2 separate regions of the Mus musculus genome follow, and region 2 is linked to region 1. The links are chromatin loops, found by intact Hi-C in ENCODE. Cell type or tissue: gastrocnemius. All regions are shown on one strand. Each heading gives the region's core, and the rest is flanking DNA. Links, peaks and the distances in the headings are about the cores only. Region 1 overlaps Gpr173 (G-protein coupled receptor 173). Region 2 overlaps Kdm5c (lysine (K)-specific demethylase 5C).

Region 1 (9,289 bases), core at 894-8,893:
GCAGGGCACGCTCCTTGAGCACCAGCAGGGACAAGATGGCATTGCCTGCCAGGCTTACACACATGATCAGTCCCAGCAGCACCAGCTTCACATAAGCCGATGCTGATGGCAGAGACAGTGCGCCGCTCACCTCTTCGGGCTCTCCGGTGGTGTTGGCCATACTGAGGGGCAAAGGCTACCCCCAACCCTAGGGGATTGGCCAGTTCAGTATTTGATGGGCCCTGGCGGACTCCATCAGTTTTCTTGCTGAGCTACACCTGCAAATGGGAACAATGGAGGGAGATACAGACAGAGGGACAGAGAGATGAGGGTAGGAAACAGAAAAATGCAGAGACAGAGTGGTAAATGAGATTGAAAAATGGAAACAAGGATACAAATGGATAGAAAACAACACTGAAGTGGAAGGGATGGATCAGGATGAGGGGAGGGAGAAACAGATGAGAAAGAAACAGAGAGGGCAGGTTAGTGTGTCTATGAGCCCTTCCCATCGACTCCCCAGCTACTCCTGCCCCTCCCCTCCTTGCTGGGTAAAAGTGCTTTATGTCTCCCAACGTCCTCAGATTCCTTTCTTCCTCCATTCGTGGGTCTGTAGGGCTGTAGATGTTGGTACAACTCTTATTCCCTTTTACAAGCCCTAAGGTTGTATTCAAGCATTTTTTATTGCTACCCATAATCCAGTACAATTATGTATGTGTGTCACATACACATACAAACACAGAGCTCAACTAAACGTTTTACATACTACTTGTCCAAATTGTAATATACTCGTGCATTTCTATTGTATTTCATGTTTTGTTTTATTAAACTATTGGCAGCCACTCATTAGATGTCTTTCTGTCTTTCTCTCCATTTCCTCTCTCCCTCGCTTACTTCTTTCCTTTTTTCTTTTCTTTTCTTTTCTTTTTTCTTTTCTGTACTGGTGATTGAATTTAGTGTCTCAGGCCTGGTAGGCAAGAACCTACCCCATCCAATGAGCTACATTCCTAAACCTTCTTTAAAAATTTACTTTTAAAACTCTTAATTTCAGGCTGGTGAGATGGCTCAGTGGGTAAGAGCACTGACTGCTCCTCCAAAGGTTCTGAGTTCAAATCCCAGCAACCACATGGCAGCTCACAACCACCGGTAATGAGATCTGACGCCTTCTTCTGATGCGACTGAAGTCAGCAACAGTGTACTTAAGTATAATAGTAAATAAATCTTAAAAAAAAACCTCTTAATTTTGCAATAGGATTTTGGGAAGTAGACCAGGTTGGCTATGAACATTTTCCTCAGCCTCTGCAAGCCTTGAATTGGGATCATCCTATCTCAGACTCCCATGTGCAAGGATTACAGCTCTATGCCACCATGCCTAGCAGATCTTATTCATGGTCAGGAATGTGTGTAGCATGCTCTGTGAGAAGACTAATCTTGTTAAATGGTATATTTCAGAGAAGTGAAGTCATAGAAGACCAAATGTTGTAGGACTGTGGATTGTGATGCAGCCTCTGGCATAATTTTATGTTAACTTAGCATTTTGTATGAATATAAAAATGTAGGTATACTTGTGTTGGTCCATTGAAAAAATATTTCTTTACATTAGGTCACACACTGTTTTATGCTCTGGGGATACAGTTGTGAATCAGACAGATAAAAGATTCCTATTCTAGCACTTGAGGCAGAGGCAGAGGCAGAGGCAGAGGCAGAGGCAGAGGCAGAGGCAGAGGCAGAGGCAGAGGCAGAGGCAGAGGCAGAGGCAGAGGCAGAGGCAGAGGCAGAGGCAGAGGCAGAGGCAGAGGCAGAGGCAGAGGCAGAGGCAGGTGGATCCCTGAGTTCGAAGCCAGGCTGGGTTACAGATCGAGTTCCAGGACATCCAGGGCTACACAGAGAACCCTGTCGCGAAAACCAAAACCAAAACAAACCAAAACCCAAAAATTAACCAACCAAAAGCCAACACAACAACAACAACAACCAAAAGGATCCCCTACTCTTGTATAATTGACATTTTAGGTAACAAGAAGAGACAGGTGGAGTTGGTATATCAGCCGATGACAATATTGTAAAATATAATTATAAAGTAGGGGAAGATGATTTAAAGTGCTAGAGGTGAGGAAGGTACTGAAGTTGTTGATGAGGCAGATAGGGAAGGCTTCACAAAGGAGTCATCATCTAAGCAAATTGGTGAGGATGTAAGTCCTGTGGCTGTTTGGGAGACTAGAACTCCAGGGAGACAAACAGTCAGAACAAAGGCTCTGAGATGGGGCTATTCATGGCACACTGGGAAGGAGCAAGGAAGCCATAGTGGGTGGAATATTGAGCAAGGGGCGAGCAAGGGGCAAGTGTTAGGTGGTGATGTAAGTCAGAGAGTTGGCAAGGACGTAGCATAGAGGCCATAGGGAGGACTTTGATTCCGAGTTACTTGGGAGGCTTTTGAACAAAGATTAAGATGTCATTCTGGTTCAGGGTTGAATAAGATTCTACTTGTTGCTGGGAACACTGGGCATGTTCCATAACGGTAGATGTAGAGAGATTAGTGAGGCTTCATTAGTAATCCAGGTAAGAGGTCATAGTATCTCCATGCCCCTTTCCTTCTCACCAGCATCTCTGTCTTCTAATTATATCATATACTCTTCAAATTTAGATTGTTACTTGCCTCATCCCATTAGAACAGAATCTCCACAAGGGCAGGGTAGGTAGGTACCCTCCCCTCTAAAAGGTCAGTGACATGCACAAAGTAGGTTCCTGCTGAAAAGATGCCAAGCTAATTGGCTAAAGAACTAGACTGAACGATGAGTGCAGAGGGCTCCATGAAAGTATTCACCCTGGATTTGCTGAAAGAACAGTTTTAGGAGTAGGAAAGTGCCTGTTGTGTGCAGGCAGGCAATGTGGGGACATGACAAGGTGACAGCATTTCCCAGAGGGAAGGTTACTAGGCCAGCCCACATGGAACTGAAGAGTCTTGGGATTGCTATTAGGGCTGGATATGAACTGGGGGACAGGCTAGGGAGATGGGTCTTGAAGTGGATATCTTCTTGCCAACTCCCTCCTAGTAAAGTTGTCCCCTTTGCATTGTTTCTAGCTCAATACAATCTGGCCTGTCACCTAAAAGCAGGATTTTTTTTGACAGTATCAATTAATCTCATAGCCAATGGCCTACTTAAAAGAGAAGGTGTTAGGGCAGGAGTTGGAGAGAAATAAAGATAGGTCTCTTTCAGTCTCTCAAGACCTGATATCTCTCACCCCTTCCAGGACTGCAGACAGCCTTCCACTATGTATAATTAAAGGCAATGTGTGTGTGTGTGTGTGTGTGCGAGCGCTCACACACACATACAGACACACAGACACAGACACAGACACACACAGACACACTATGCCTTAGCCATAAGGGGAGGGAAGGGGCAAAGATTAGGCATAGAGATAGATTGATTGTAAGCAGTAGTCAGATACACGGGGAGTGACAAAGAGAGACATTTGTGTGGCAGGCAGATGGTGACATAGGAGAAGGAAAGACAGAAAAAATAGAAAAAGGACAGGGGAAGAGACATAAATGGAGAAAGAGAGGGAGGGAGAGTGACTTAAAAGAGACATAGATAACAGAGCAACCGTGAATGAGCAAGAGAGGAGACAGAAAGGGTGGAGAAGGAAAACCACAGGAAAAAACCAACCAACCAACCAACCAACCATCTAGAACACAGCTCCTTAAAGCATGGTTTGTAACTGAATGAGTTACTAACCTATGGAGTTGCATCACTGAATATGGAGGTTTCAAGAAATTTTACAAAATTTCTGGATATGTAATGACCAAAATTTAATCCAGAATCAAAAGTGTGATGAATCCCATACATTTCTGACAGCAGTTGCTCATGCTGCATTATAGATGCAATGTTACTGAAGCCATGGTTCTGAGCATACAACACGCAAACTTTGCACTGTACATGCCACTATACAACCCAATGACAACAAATGGTACCCGAAATGCCTCAGTGAAGACTTGACACTACTATATGCTACGAATTGCAGTGTTTTTGTTGTACATACAATCGTTTTTCTTTTATAAAACATAATGGCTGAAGTGCAGAAAATTAAAACCTTTAATACTTTCCTATTGTCCTGTAAGTATCAAAATAGTATGCCATTACATTGTATTGTATTAGAATACTCTATTTAAAAAAATGCCATTTCAGATGGATCTCTGTGAATTCAAGGGCAGCCTGGTCTACGTAGAAAGTTCCAGGGCAGCCAGAGCTTACAAAGAGAGACCCTGTCTCAAACACCTGCCAATAAATAAAAAAAATATAAAATAAAAATAAAAAAATAAACAAATAATCTGCCATTTGAGTTGTTGGTTTGATTGTCATAAAAAAAAAATCATTAGATGAATTTTGGCTTGGAAGTACGACAGAATTTCCAGCAAAATTTGAAATGCCCCTAACCATACTTCTGCCATTTTGTACTCTGTGTCTAAGTGAAGTGAGGTTCTCAGCATTGACGGTTATAAAATCAAAATACCAATCAACTCTTTTAGTTTTTCGAGACATGGTTTCTCTATGTAGCCCTGGCTGTCCTGGAACTCACTTTGTAGACCAGACTGGCCTCGAACTCAGAAATTCACCTGCCTCTGCCTCCCGAGTGCTGGGATTAAAGGCATGTGCCACCATGCCCAGCTCCAATCAACTCTTAAAAACATTGAAGATGCCTTATATGTGTCAGTACCAAATATTCAGAAAAGATTTAATTATCTATGTAAAAAAGCAAATCCATCTCAGCATGCAAATTTACTTTTGCCTTTAATGAATAGTAAAATTATATGCATGCCTGAGAATGTTTCAAATAAACTTGTTAATAGTAAATGTTTGATTTGTATACTTATTTTATATAACTATACACCTGGGGTGGCATACAAAATTTCTTAGGTGAAAGGGGTCATAAGTAGAAAAAAAAATTAAGGAACCCTGATATAGAAGACCAGGTAGAGATGGGAGGCAGTGAGCAATACGTACACAGAGACAAAGCACACCAACATGTACAGAGGAAGATATACTAGGCTGAAAGGTAAATAATTTGTAGCTCAGGGTCTCAGCGAAAACAAACTTTAAAGTTAAAACCAGTTGCCGGGCGTGGTGGCGCACGCCTTTAGTCCCAGTACTTGGGAGGTAGAGGCAGGCGAACTTCTGAGTTTGAGGCCAGTCTGGTCTACAGAGTGAGTTCCAGGACAGCCAGGATTACACATAGAACTCAAAAAACAAAACAAACAAAAAGTTAAAACCAACCTCCCTCAAAGCCAAAACAAAACAAAATAAAAAACACAAAAATAACAGTAACAACAACAACAACAACAACAACACCCAATACAACAAGCAAAGCCCTGTTATTGCTTGGGAAGCTTGAAGAGGTTGTATTAACGAGGTCGGGGGCTCTTAAGCACAGTCTGTAGCTGAGGCTCATTTGAGGCAAAGGATAAATGTATGTGCACAGAATATACCTGCCTGTGTCTAGACACCTTTGTGCACAGACCTACACACTCACAGGCTTTCTGAAACACAGTCTCACGGACAGCAAGTATAGTATATATGTGCATGCATACACACACATGCACACTGCTTGAGACGTGAGCACATGCACACACACATTGCACCAGAGGTGAGCAGGCACAGATGAGGTAGTTGTATTTGCCTTAGTACCAGGGCTTTGTTCTTTACAAAGGCGTTACTGCCCCCTAGAGGACATTTTAGAAATCTACAGGAATTGTGGGTGTGGGTGTGGGTGGGGTGAAAGTTGCCTCATGTTAACAGTGCAAGATGACCTAATATTTAAGGGGGGAGAGAGAGAGAGAGAGAGAGAGAGAGAGAGAGAGAGAGAGAGAGAGAGAGAGAGAGAGAGAGAGAGGAGAGAGGAGAGAGGAGAGAGGGAGGGAGGGAGGGAGGGAGAGAGAGAGAGTTCATCACTTAGTGATATGTGGGGTCTTCTGACATTACTAACATATGACCTGCAAGTCATAGGATTTTGAGCTTATAATTAATTAGCTGAGCCTAGAGTCTTTTTGAATGAGATTTTTCTTCATCTAGTTTTAGCATACCAGGAATTATCCAGGAATGTGGCTGTCCTATGAATCAAGAGGAGACTGTATTTTGCTTTTCAGTGAAGTTCATTAGTTTGTAAAATCTCAATATGAATCCTCTGCTTATCATTTTCCTGTACATTGAGCCTGATTTTTCTTCTAAACTACATTTACTTATTATAAGTGTCCAATTATTTTCTCGAATCTCCTGAGGAGTGTCACATCCAAACACTTATACATCTAAATAAAATTATTATAAATCATTTCTTACTTGTATTATAGTTAATACAATATGTACATTATGTAGGTATAGTATGGACTCCTTTTGAAATGACAGGTGCAGAAGTCTACACACTCCATTTCCAGATAGTAAAGGACAAATTTTATGTAACAAGTTTGTTACATAAAAGGCACATTAAGTGAGGGCCGAGAATTGGTCTTCAGTGTAGAGACACTGACACACTGTTTCACATACACATATGTAATGGCTCACAACCCTGCCTTCCCTTAGAGTTCTAATACCACACACACACACACACACACACACACACACACTCAAACACAAAACAAACCAACTGTTATTTTACCTATAGACTCTTATATAGCCACTGAGCTGATATATCTGATTGCTTAAATACTCCCACATAGGCAAAAATCTCACAACAGTACATCTGCATCATCACATATACAAACTCTGTTACAAAACTACCATTCATGTTAAATATCACCCATACTGTCAAATTCACAAACACTTGAAACATGATTCCTAGGTATGTATATACAGAATCCCTGAGATACCTACAGATATATTTGCAGGTAAAAAATTGCTCACATATATGAGTATCCTTTACCACAAGAAATCAACTTACTTCCCCTCACATAGATTAGGCACACTCAACAATACAGATATGTACATCCTGGCACAGAAATGAATCTCTCTAATATATAAACTCTCACTGATAAATGGACATGTAATAGCTCTACCATACCCACAAAAGAATAGAGAGGCTCCCAGTCTCTCTCAAACAAAGCACTTGCAATCAGACAAAAATTCACTTGTATGTGCAGACACTGGACTATAAATAGCTACTTGCCTATGGACAAATGTGTGCAAACATATTAACTTTCTCTTAAACACATTATATGTATATATCTCCAACAACACGTATAATAGAAATCTGCTCATGTGCAGAAATCAGCTAACCTCTGCTGGTATATGTGAAAATATGAATAGAGAGCTACTTGGCTGGTAGGGTACATGCACACTGGGGAGCTTGAGTAAGGACAGGTACAGGAGACTGTGGCAAGAAGTATATTGCTTTTCAATAGGTTCTTATTAAAATATCCCAGACAGCTTGATTATTACCTTCACTTATTTATCACAAGTGAGTTTTTTGGTTTGGCCTGTATCTATGTGTATGTTAGCTTGCTTTTTTGTTTTGTTTTGTTTTTAAAATTTTATTCTTGTTCTTACTTTTTCTCACCTACAAAAATAGAAAAGTTGGTCACGGGGGTGTGACTCAGTGGTACCGCATTTGTGTAGCATGCATATGCTCATAGGGGGAGGAAAGGGAAGAGGAGGGTGGGGGAGGAGTGGTGTGTGGAGGATTGTTATGGATTACAGTTTGCTTATCTCTTATCCAAAAATGCTCAGGAGTTGAAGTGCATTAGATACTGGGCTTTTTCAGATTCTGGAATATTTGTGTAGATACAGTACACCATCTTGGGGATTAGACCTAAATCCAAACATAAAGTTCATTTGTGTTCTTACACACAGCATAACGGTGATTTTATGCGATATTTTAGTGTGTCTAAATTTTGTCTGTGACCTGTCACTAGATATTGGGTGGGAAACTTCCCACTTATAGCATCGTATTTGCATTAAAAATTCAGATTGTGGAGCATTTCAGATTTCAGATTATGTATTGTATTTGGTATTCCTAAAGGGAATATAATCATTTTGTTAATTTCCTTGACTGTTATTTCTTTATAAAAAGTACTCTTTATCATAGTTATCATTTCAAACATAAAAATGCAAGATGGAGCACCACGATGAACTTTGGTGAACTCAATATGCAGATATACCAATTATAAACCCAGAGGCTAGTCTTCTTCTGTCCATAGCCCGACCCACTTCTCTTGGCCCTCAGTTTTGTAAACCATAATTATTATACTAGTTCACTCATAAACATTTCACTATCTGTTTTTAAAAGAGGCTTCCTCTGTGAACATCATAATATATTTTTATTATTTCTCAGTCTATGTATTGATTTATTCACTATTAGCATCCACTATTTAAAAATTAGCCCAATCTGATTCTTGGTGGTATTTCACATTTAAGACCTTGTAGTTTTAGGTAAAAATATTTGTTGATAAATTAATGAGGCCATACAATAGCTGTGTTGGCTAGTTTTTTGTTAACTTGATACAGCTAGGGTCATTTGGGAAGAAGGAACCTCAACTGCAAAAATGCCTCCATAGATTGGCCTGTAGGCAAGTCTGTGGGGAACATTTTCTTGATGTGGGTGATGTGGGTGATGTGGGTGGTGCTTTCCCTGGGCTACTGGTTCTAGGTTGTATAAGAAAGCTGACTGAGGAACAAGCCAGTAAGCAGTGTTACTTGGTGGTTCTGCTTCAGTTTCTGCCTGCAGGTTCTTGCCTTGAGTTCTTACTCATTTCCCTTCATGTTGTAGTGTAAGCTGTCAGCTGAAACAAACCCTATCCTGCCCAAGTTGTTTTTGGTCATGGTACTTATCACAGCAATAGAAAACAAACTAAGATAATAGTTTTAATTGAACTGATTCATCAAAGGTCAGTCTAAGATTTTATGATTTTGTCTCAGTGTTTCAAAAAAAAAAAAAAAGCAATGAAAAATTCAGTTTCAGAAGCCACAAAGATTTGTTGTACCCTTCAATTACGTGATATAAGGACTGGGCATGCAGCTTAATGGTAGGTAGAGTGCTGGCTTACCATGTATAAGGCCTGGGGGAGTTGTTGAGGGAGATAGGAAAAGAGGAAAGGAGGAAGATGGAAGGGGGAAAAGGGAGAGGAAGGAGAGAGAGAGAGAGAGAGAGAGAGAGAGAGAGAGAGTCACAGTTCATTTGGATTTTTTTTCTTAAAAACAAGGTCTAGGTAGCCACAGATGACCTCATAATCACCATATTCACTACATAGCCCCAGGTGACGATAAACTCCTAATAATCTTCCTGCCTCAGCTTTCTGACTACTGGGATTATAGGAATGTGCCACCACACC
Region 2 (9,289 bases), core at 719-8,718, 80 kb before region 1:
CTTCCTGTTTTTCTAGTATATGAGGCTTGGGGTTCTCTCTCCAACTCCATGCCGGTTAGTGGAGATGTAAGAATAAAGTGTGGCTTCTGTTAGCATCACTAGCTTATAAGCTCCTTCACCCTCCAACTGTTTGCCTCTCTGCTCCTATCCCTTCACCCTATGAATAGGCTTAGATTTAAAACCCCTCCCTGTAGCCTAGGCAATTGTGGGAACATTGAGACACAAGATTGAAGTTGAACAGATACGGTGAGGAGTGGTTTTGGCACACATGAAAGGAGGGACCTGGGTTTGCATCTGAAATCTCATACATGAAACTCCATAGCCCTGACAGGGTGGCTGGCCTACAGATGACCCTGGCTGAGCTACGGGATTTTCTGGGCCAGATGAACAACCTGCCCTGTGCCATGCACCAGATTGGGGATGTCAAGGTGAGGAGAGGTGGGTTTAGGTAAGACAGGGTGCATGTGTGAGAAAATAGTGCAAAGTATGAGCAAGGTTTTAGGTTTGGGATTTGGGACAAGGAACAGAGATATGAGTACAAGCTGTTGAGACAATGGAAGGTTTACCTGAGAAAGTAAAAGGTAACAAAGGTGCTTATTGAGCCTGAAACAATAAATAAAGTTTATAAAAATAGAAGTAGGGGGCTGGAGAGATGGCTCAGCGGGTAAGAGCACTGACTGCTCTTCCAAAGGTCCTGAGTTCAAATCCCAGCAACCACATGGTGGCTCACAACCACCTGTAATGAGATCTCACGCCCTCTTCTGGTGCGTCTGAAGATAGCTACAGTGACATATATAATAATAAATAAATCTTAAAAAAAAAATAGAAGTAGGATGGAGAAGGCAGGGGACCCCAGAGTGAGCATGAGGGTTTTACATAGCATAATATTTCTTAGGGTGCTTTGAGAACAGAGTCCCATGTAGAGAGAAGTAGTAAAGTACAAATTTATGATCAATCATGAATAAAGCTGCCTAGGAATATACATTTTAATGCATTCCGTAGGATATCGTAATGAGCAGTCAAATGTTACAGGAACTACTGTTTTAGAGTTCAGACAGTGACAGTTGAGTCCATGGCAGATTTCCATTTCTCAAAAGGTTGTGTTGGGAGGTGCTGGAACAGGATGTGTTGTGGGTCCTCTTAAGTGGCCTCATCTGAAGGGTTTGTTCTTTATTCATCCTGTATCTGGTAGGGTATTCTGGAACAGGTGGAAGCCTACCAGACTGAGGCCCGTGAGGCCCTGGTCTCACAGCCTTCCAGTCCAGGGCTGCTGCAGTCCTTGTTGGAGAGAGGACAACAGCTGGGTGTGGAGGTACCTGAAGCCCAGCAGCTCCAAAGGCAGGTGGAACAGGCGCGGTGGCTGGATGAGGTAAAACGCACGCTGGCTCCCTCTGCCCGAAGGGGTACCCTGGCCATCATGCGGGGACTGTTGGTTGCGGGCGCCAGTGTAGCCCCTAGCCCTGCTGTGGATAAGGCCCAGGCAGAGCTTCAGGAGCTGCTGACCATCGCTGAACGCTGGGAAGAGAAAGCCCACCTCTGCTTAGAGGCCAGGTAAGTCCAACCCTTCCCCTCCCTGCCATTCTTTACTTTCAAATTTTAGTGGAGAATCTGAAGAAAATGGCTGTGGGTGGCCTTGGGCATTACTCCCCAGTGTAGGTATATTGAGTTTCTCTGCTCTTTTGTTTCTGGTCTTGGTTTTTAGTTTTGTTTGTTTGTTTGTTTGTTTTTTCTTTGTTTCTTTTTCATTTTAAGTCTGGATACATAGAGGCAGAGGTAGGCTGGGGTGTGTGTGTGTAGCCCAGTACCAATAGACCAGCATGTAAACATGTTCAGAAGCACAGGAAACAAGCAGATGAGTGGATATTTGTAAAAAGATGCCACAGGATACACAAGTGATCAGAGTGTAAACTTGTAGCAGGCTGACAGAGTGGCAAACATAGGTGCAAGAGCTATGGTGGAGGCTATGTGGGTGCATGCAATCTGAAGCAAGCAGAACCTGGCAACCATCTTTACCAACATAAAAGCACAGAAGTGGCAGAAAGAATAACAAGAGCACAGCTGTGTACAAGTACTGATCAGGCTGTGCTCTGATCCATAGAGCAAACCGGCCTGTTTCCCCGCCCCTTCTTTTGTTGTTTTTAGGCAGAAGCATCCACCAGCCACACTTGAGGCCATAATCCATGAAGCAGAAAACATCCCTGTTCACTTGCCCAATATCCAGTCTCTCAAGGAGGCTCTTGCTAAGGCCCGGGCATGGATTGCTGATGTGGATGAGATCCAAGTAAGGACCACCCCCATCCACACCTAGATTTTCCATGTTGCTAGAAGAGATGATATATAGGCTTGTGCTGTGTTGCATGGCTAGAGAGAGTGATGAGGTACCACATATTGTGAGGAGGCAAAGTGTTTGCAGAACAATATTAAGAGAGGGTCTTCTGAGGCTGGCCTGAAGGATGTGGGGGGCTGGCCGGGATGTGGATGGTAGAGCAAGGAGACAAGTGTTATGAGAGTAGAAAGGGACAGGTACCTGGCAGTAGGTAGAAAAGGAAGACCACAAAAGCATAGTCCAGTCAGTATCCCTGAAGGCTGACTGGCTACCTGGACTGAGCCAGTTAGTAGATGTAGGGGTCATGCATGGTAGAGGGTACTCCTGAGGACAATGTTATTTGTTTCTGCTTTGAGATTATAAGGGCAGACCATCTTCCCAGCTCAGACCAGACATAGAGAATTAGGAGATATTTGCAAGTTCAACTTGCCCTTTTCTCTCACCTGTGCTCAGAATGGTGACCACTACCCTTGCTTGGATGACTTGGAGGGCCTCGTAGCTGTGGGTCGGGACCTCCCTGTGGGGCTGGAGGAACTGAGACAGCTAGAGCTACAGGTATTGACAGCACACTCCTGGAGAGAAAAGGCCTCCAAGACCTTCCTCAAGAAGAACTCCTGCTATACATTATTGGAGGTGAGACCGAGCACTTTTACCTATAGCCTCTTTTTATAAGACTGACTTGTTTTGAGGTAGTTTATATGAGAATATGAGTTTTTGAGGGGGCATGGGTGAGGGGAGGAAAGAATCCGGGGAGGTAGGGAAGCCTGGTCATTTGCCTCTGTCTGCCTGCCTCAGGTGCTCTGCCCGTGTGCAGACGCCGGCTCAGACAGCACCAAACGCAGCCGGTGGATGGAGAAGGAGCTGGGGTTGTACAAATCTGACACAGAGCTGTTGGGGCTGTCTGCGCAGGACCTCAGGGACCCAGGCTCTGTGGTAAGAAGCTTAGCTCCAGATGGGTAAAGAGCCTGGTGATGATTGTCTGAGCCCTGTGACCATGGGCAGACCACTTGCTTCCTGAGCTCAGTTTTCCTGGTTTGGGAGTGGGGTATTGCGTTCAGAGAACGAAAGAATCAGCTTGTTTACCTATTCTTCCCCCTTTCCTGGGCACGGCAGATCGTGGCCTTCAAAGAGGGGGAGCAGAAGGAGAAGGAAGGGATACTGCAGCTTCGTCGTACCAACTCAGCCAAGCCAAGTCCACTGGCACTGTTGACAACAGCCTCCTCTACAGCTTCTATCTGCGTGTGTGGGCAAGTGCCAGCTGGGGTGGGAGCTCTGCAGTGTGACCTGTGTCAGGACTGGTTCCATGGGCGCTGTGTGACAGTACCCCGCCTCCTCAGCTCCCAGAGGTCCAGTCTTCCCTCATCCCCACTGCTGGCCTGGTGGGAATGGGACACCAAATTCTTGTGCCCTCTGTGTATGCGCTCACGGCGCCCACGCTTGGAAACCATCCTGGCACTGCTGGTAGCCCTACAGAGACTGCCTGTGCGGCTGCCTGAGGGTGAGGCTCTACAGTGCCTCACAGAGAGAGCCATCAGCTGGCAAGGCCGTGCCAGACAGGTTTTGGCCTCTGAGGAAGTGACTGCTCTGTTGGGACGGCTGGCTGAACTGCGCCAACGGCTACAGGCTGAATCCAAGCCTGAGGAGTCCCTGGCTTACCCTTCAGATGGTGGAGAGGGCACTGGCAATATGCCGAAGGTGAGCTGCTTAGCCTAGCTCTTAACTTCAAATTCCTGTCCCCCTAGCTCTGCCCCTGTTTCTCCTGTTTTAAATCTCCTTTGGCCCAGCCTTTTTGTTCCATCCTATTATCTGTCCAAATTCCTAAACCCTGCTCTCAGCTGACACCCCATGTTTGCCTTCCTCCAAGAGATAGTCTTCCAGGTTTGGCATGGGTGAAGGAAGAGTAGGGCCTGGCTCTTCAGTTCAGTTACCCCTTGCCTTTTCCTGATCTTGATATTTGATAGGTCCAGGGGCTGTTGGAGAATGGGGACAGTGTGACCAGTCCTGAAAAGGTAGCCACAGAGGAGGGCTCAGGTAAGAGAGGTAGGTCTAGCTGTAGTGTGAGTGGGATGTTGAATGGATATTATCAGTGTGGCCCCTGATGTCCTCAGCTTTGTTATAGCGGTGTAGGATAAGACCAAGGGAAGCCTCTAATCCATCCTGTCCCTGCATCTTCCAGATCTGGAGCTGCTATCCTCAATATTACCACAGTTGTCTGGCCCTGTGTTGGAACTGCCTGAGGCAACCCGAGCCCCACTGGAGGAACTTATGATGGAAGGGGATCTGCTTGAGGTGACCCTAGATGAGAATCATAGCATCTGGCAGCTGCTGCAGGCTGGGCAGCCTCCAGACTTGAAGAGGGTCCAGACACTTCTGGAGGTAAGGAGAGGAGGAGCCATTATTGACATGGCCTGGTCAGGCCAAGTAGGCAGAGAGCCCTGACTACTTGCATGTACGCAAGGAGAGGGAGAGTGGGATAGGATTTTGCTATATAGAGAGTCCAGGCTAGCCTTAGAATTCATGGCTTTGTTTGTTTGTTTGTTTGTTTGTTTGTTTTGTTTGTTTTGTTTTTTTCCGAGACAGGGTTTCTCTGTGTATCCCTGGCTGTTCTGGAACTCACTCTGTAGACCAGGCTGGCCTTGAGCTCAGAAATCCGCCTGCCTCTGCCTCTCAAGTGCTGGGATTAAAGGCATGCGCCACCACTGCCTGGCTCGTGGCAATCTTCCTGCTTTAGCCTTGCAAGTGCTGGGATTACAGTCATGCACCACCAGACCCCACTTACAATTTAGTCTTTTTGCCTTCTGTGTTCACAGCTGGAGAAGGCAGAGCGCCATGGGAGTCGGACACGAGGCCGAGCCCTAGAGAGGAGACGACGGAGGAAGGTGGATCGGGGTGGGGAGCCGGATGACCCGGCACGAGAGGAGCTAGAGCCAAAGAGGGTACGAAGCTCAGGACCAGAAGCCGAGGAAGTCCAGGAGGAAGAGGAGCTGGAGGAGGAGACTGGGGGTGAGGTCCCTCCTGTACCCTTCCCCAACAGTGGCAGCCCCAGCATCCAGGAGGACCAGGATGGCTTAGAACCAGTGTTAGAGGCTGGTTCTGACACCTCAGCCCCTTTCTCTACTCTGACTTCCCGGCTGTTGATGTCCTGCCCACAGCAGCCATCTCTGCAACAATTGTGACAGTGGCTGAGCCTAGCACAGACCCCAACAAAGATCCTTCCTTGGCCTCAAGGATCCTTTCTGACCATCAAGCCTGCTTCTTGGAGGTGGGCGGGTAGGTGGAGAGACTTCCCCCTCACCACCATCCCCAAGATCGTGACTTTTATATTCTGACTCCAAGGTATTGTTCAGACCTCAGCTCCTGGGGGCCGGCCCCTGGAGTCCTGCGTCCCTGGTAACCTCTAACCAGCATTCCCAGACACCAGAGGCAGATAGACAGGTGGGCAGGGGATCTACTGGGGCTGGGCCAGCACCATTCCAGAGACAAATCCAGGGCACATGCAAACTGGGGGACCTCTCCCTTATCCCCAGTTCTGACCCTGGGTCAGGCCATGCTACACTAACCTTCCCTCCCCACTTCACACTTTTGCTCCCCCCCCCCTCCCAGTCCATTTTACTTCTTTCCTCTCCCCTTCATCTTTTCCCTTCCCCTTACTGTTCCACCCAGGAGGAGGAAACTTCACATAGCTGTCCTCACCCTTTTATTTTAAATGAATTTTGTTGGGGTTGAGCAGGGCTGCCTATGGTCTGAAGGCTTTTGGTGCTTGTCCACACACCCACCTCAACCCTTCCTGCCCATCCTCCCCTATCTCCTTTCCTCCTCCTGGGTTCATGCTGTAATAAAGAAGATTGTTGGTGTGTAATTAATTTGTTCAAAAGGAGAAAAAAAAAAGCAAAACAAACTTTGTTTCAACTAAAGCCTATTTTAATTTTATTTTATTATTTTCCTCATTAGAAATAAAACCCTTAGGAATGTTTTTTTTTTTTTTTTTTTTGGAAACATGTTTCTGAAGTGCATTTCTCTTCAAAAAGAGAGCAGAACCTTCCTCGCCTGTTAGTGGAGCAGCTGCAGTGCCAGTTAGTAGTAGTGCCAGGGCCAGGGAAGCAGGGCTCTGAATTCAAATCTCACCAACTTCTCTCTAACCTTGGAAAAGATATCCTTCCTGGTCTTCCCCCAAGCCATTGCAGACTGGTGGGCACTGGCCCCCTTTGATAATTTGCACGACAGCTTCCCCTAGCTTTGTGCTCTTGATTTTCTATTCTCTGGGGGACTTTTTCTTCATGGCTTTATTGAGGTAGAGTTTCCATGCTATAAAGTTGAGCTGTTTTAAATATGTAATTTGGTGAGTCAGACCATCCTTGGTGTTTCTCCATTAGTTCTTCCTGCCCCTAATGAATGTGTGGTTAATTTGTAACGTCTGTGTCACTGTTAAACTGCTCTGTTGAGATGAAATGTGCATAGATACAGTTCATCCACTTCAAGTATACAATTCAGTGACTTTTAGTATATTTCAGTCATTGAATCACTGCAAAAAGTTTAGACTGTTTTTACAACCCCAGAAGACATTGCCTAGGTAGTCCCTCCTTCCTCCCATTTGTCTCTTCTGGACATTTTATATAAATGAAATGATACAATATGCGCTCCTTTTGTGTCTGCCTTCTTTGACTTAGCCTATTAACAGTCCTACAGTAGTTGTATTTTCGCCCTTCTGAGCCTGAAAGAAGGGACTACGCTTGATCAGGGACTGACCTCTGAAATACATTTATACATGTTTTTGTGGGTATCTATATGCATTTTTCTCAGATTAAGACCCACCAGATTGCATCATATTCATGAAGGAACCATAACCCTCTAAAGACTAAGAACATTCTTATGGTTCTGAGAGTTCTCTGTCCAGAGTTTACCTAGGAGATATAGGAGGAAGCAAAAGCTTGGAGGCCCTGTTTTCACTAGCTAACTTCCAGGCATCCCTGGCTTCTCCAAGGTTTTTCCTCTTCTCAAGGTTGTATGAGGTGTTACAGGCTAAAGTCAAGTCTTGATCCCTAGCTCAGGAACTCAGCACACCAGCACTCTTACTTTGCCCTTCCTCATTTATATGTTCAGAAGGATTATTTTGCTCCATTTCTCCCCTTTCCCAGGATTTCCAGTTGCTAGAAATGTAGTGATATATCTCACTCACCCTCTTTGGGTGGCTTTCAGGGGTGGGAGCATGGCTTAGACCTCCCTGCCTTATGAGTCTTTTAGTCTATGCTGAAAGGTAAACACCAGGAAACAGGGAGTACCCCTGCCCCAGGTCCACTTTGATACTAAGTTTCAATCAAGGGTCTTGCCTTTGCCCAGCCATTGGTTTCCAGTGAGAGTTGGAGGTAGCAGAAGAGACACCCAAAGGAGCTTGATCTTGATACTTTACTACCACTCTAGTCCAGGAAGCTAGGCACAGGAAGAAGCGGCCAAAGGAAAGGTAAAGATGGTGCCTACAACATCTCCTAGGCTAGTGAACTTCTCAGGCCAAGTAGGGGTCCTTTGTGGTATGGGCCTGTCCCTTACCAATTTTCAGGCAGCCGTTCGCAGCATTTCCCTGACATATCCCTTATACACTTTCTGCTCCTTTCACAGTGTCCATGTAGCCATTTTTGATTCAAAACTGTCTTAATTAGGTTTCTGTTGCTGTGATAAAACACCACGGCCAAAAACAACTTGGGGAAGAAAGGGTTTATTTCATCTTATAGCTTGTAGTCCATCCAGGGAAGGAGGCAGGAGCCTAGAGGCAGGAGTTGATGCAGAGGCCATGGAGGAGTGCTGCTTACTGGCTTGCTCATCATGACTTGCTCAGCCTACATACTGCACCCAGGACCACCAGCCCAGGGATGGCACAGCCCTGTGAGCTAGGTCCTGCAATATCAGACGTCAATAAAGAAAATGCACCCTGGGCTTGCCCAAAGGCCAATCTGAAGGGGGCCATTTTTCAATTGGGCTTTCCCTCCTCCTCTGGGAGAGCACCGAGTGGGCAAGTTTTACCTCAGAGTCATTTAGTTTACAGACACCATCTTGCTGCTACATCCTACCAGACAGTTCACTCCTGCCAGGGTAGCACCTGAGGATGCAGGGGTGGAAAGAGATACTGCTTCTATTAAGGACAAATCTCTCTCCCTCCTCCCCTGTTCCCCATTCTCCTCTCTTACTGAGACAGAGTCAGTATCCCTGGCTGTCCTGGAACTCACTATGTAGGCCAGGCTGGCCTCAAACTCACAGGAGGCCTGCCTCTGCCTCCTGAGTGCTTGGATTAAAGATGTGCCACCACATCCAGCATCTAAATTCCTCTCTTGGCCCAACTCTGCATTTCTTCCTGTGTAGCTTTTCAGTGTCTCCACTGTGCCTTAAATCATGTCCAAACACTAGGTTTAGTGAGTTTTTTTCCCCAATCTACCTGAAAGTACCTATTCTGAGAGTTCCTGGAGGAGAAAAACAAGAACCAGGTCTGAGTCCTCTGCTACTTCAAGGCTGGGGGTTGGGAGGGTGGGAATCTTGTATGGTCAGTTCAGAAAGAGGCAGATCAAGCAGCATTTCCAGCCCTACACTGCTTGTGAATTCTGTTCCTTATGCACTGTATGAAGTCTGCTGATCCAGGATGACACTCTGGAAGTCATTTGGGTCTGGACCAAGACCACCAGAGCCCTGAAAGAGAAACATTAACCATGTGTCCTAGACCTGAAATTAGGGGGTGCTTAAATCCTGGGTGCCACACTCAAGTATGTAAGATACTTGGCAAGTTCTGAGTAAGCATATAAGGAATAGACCCCTAGGATAATACGCTGGGCCCAGCCAAAACATGACAGGGTTGTAATAACCATTTTCGATGCAAAATAAAGCCCTATTTATTTCAGAGGGGGGTCTAAGTATGGTGTGCCACCAGGCTATTGTTCATAATGGAACTGTTAGTCAACTGGGACATCAGCAATGCCAGCT

Evidence for each region. A loop is a pair of places that touch in the nucleus more often than their neighbours do. Peaks named below come from ENCODE experiments on the same cell type or tissue, not always from the same donor. Only the 100,000 strongest peaks of a DNase experiment are listed, where the experiment ranks them.
Region 2: it touches region 1 in a loop (3-fold over the local background); 5 of 42 quality-filtered maps call a loop at or near these places.

What each region holds. Positions count from the first base shown.
Region 1 is chrX:152,347,316-152,356,604 of GRCm38, forward strand. It overlaps Gpr173 (G-protein coupled receptor 173), which reads right to left. Exons shown (of 4, transcript NM_001359449.1): 4 at 1-257. The coding sequence starts at 160. Among named protein-coding and RNA genes, the nearest start is that of Tspyl2, 9.5 kb to the left of the region's middle. In gastrocnemius, for the core only: a CTCF peak has its summit at 5,684 (motif pointing left); a DNase peak (open chromatin) is centred at 5,673.
Region 2 is chrX:152,267,573-152,276,861 of GRCm38, forward strand. It overlaps Kdm5c (lysine (K)-specific demethylase 5C), which reads left to right. Exons shown (of 26, transcript NM_013668.4): 18 at 323-428; 19 at 1,193-1,551; 20 at 2,143-2,281; 21 at 2,780-2,959; 22 at 3,122-3,259; 23 at 3,440-4,021; 24 at 4,288-4,357; 25 at 4,503-4,702; 26 at 5,137-9,289. The coding sequence ends at 5,502. Among named protein-coding and RNA genes, the nearest start is that of Kdm5c, 39 kb to the left of the region's middle. In gastrocnemius, for the core only: no CTCF peak of the experiment used is centred there; a DNase peak (open chromatin) is centred at 5,197; H3K27ac peaks cover 549 bases.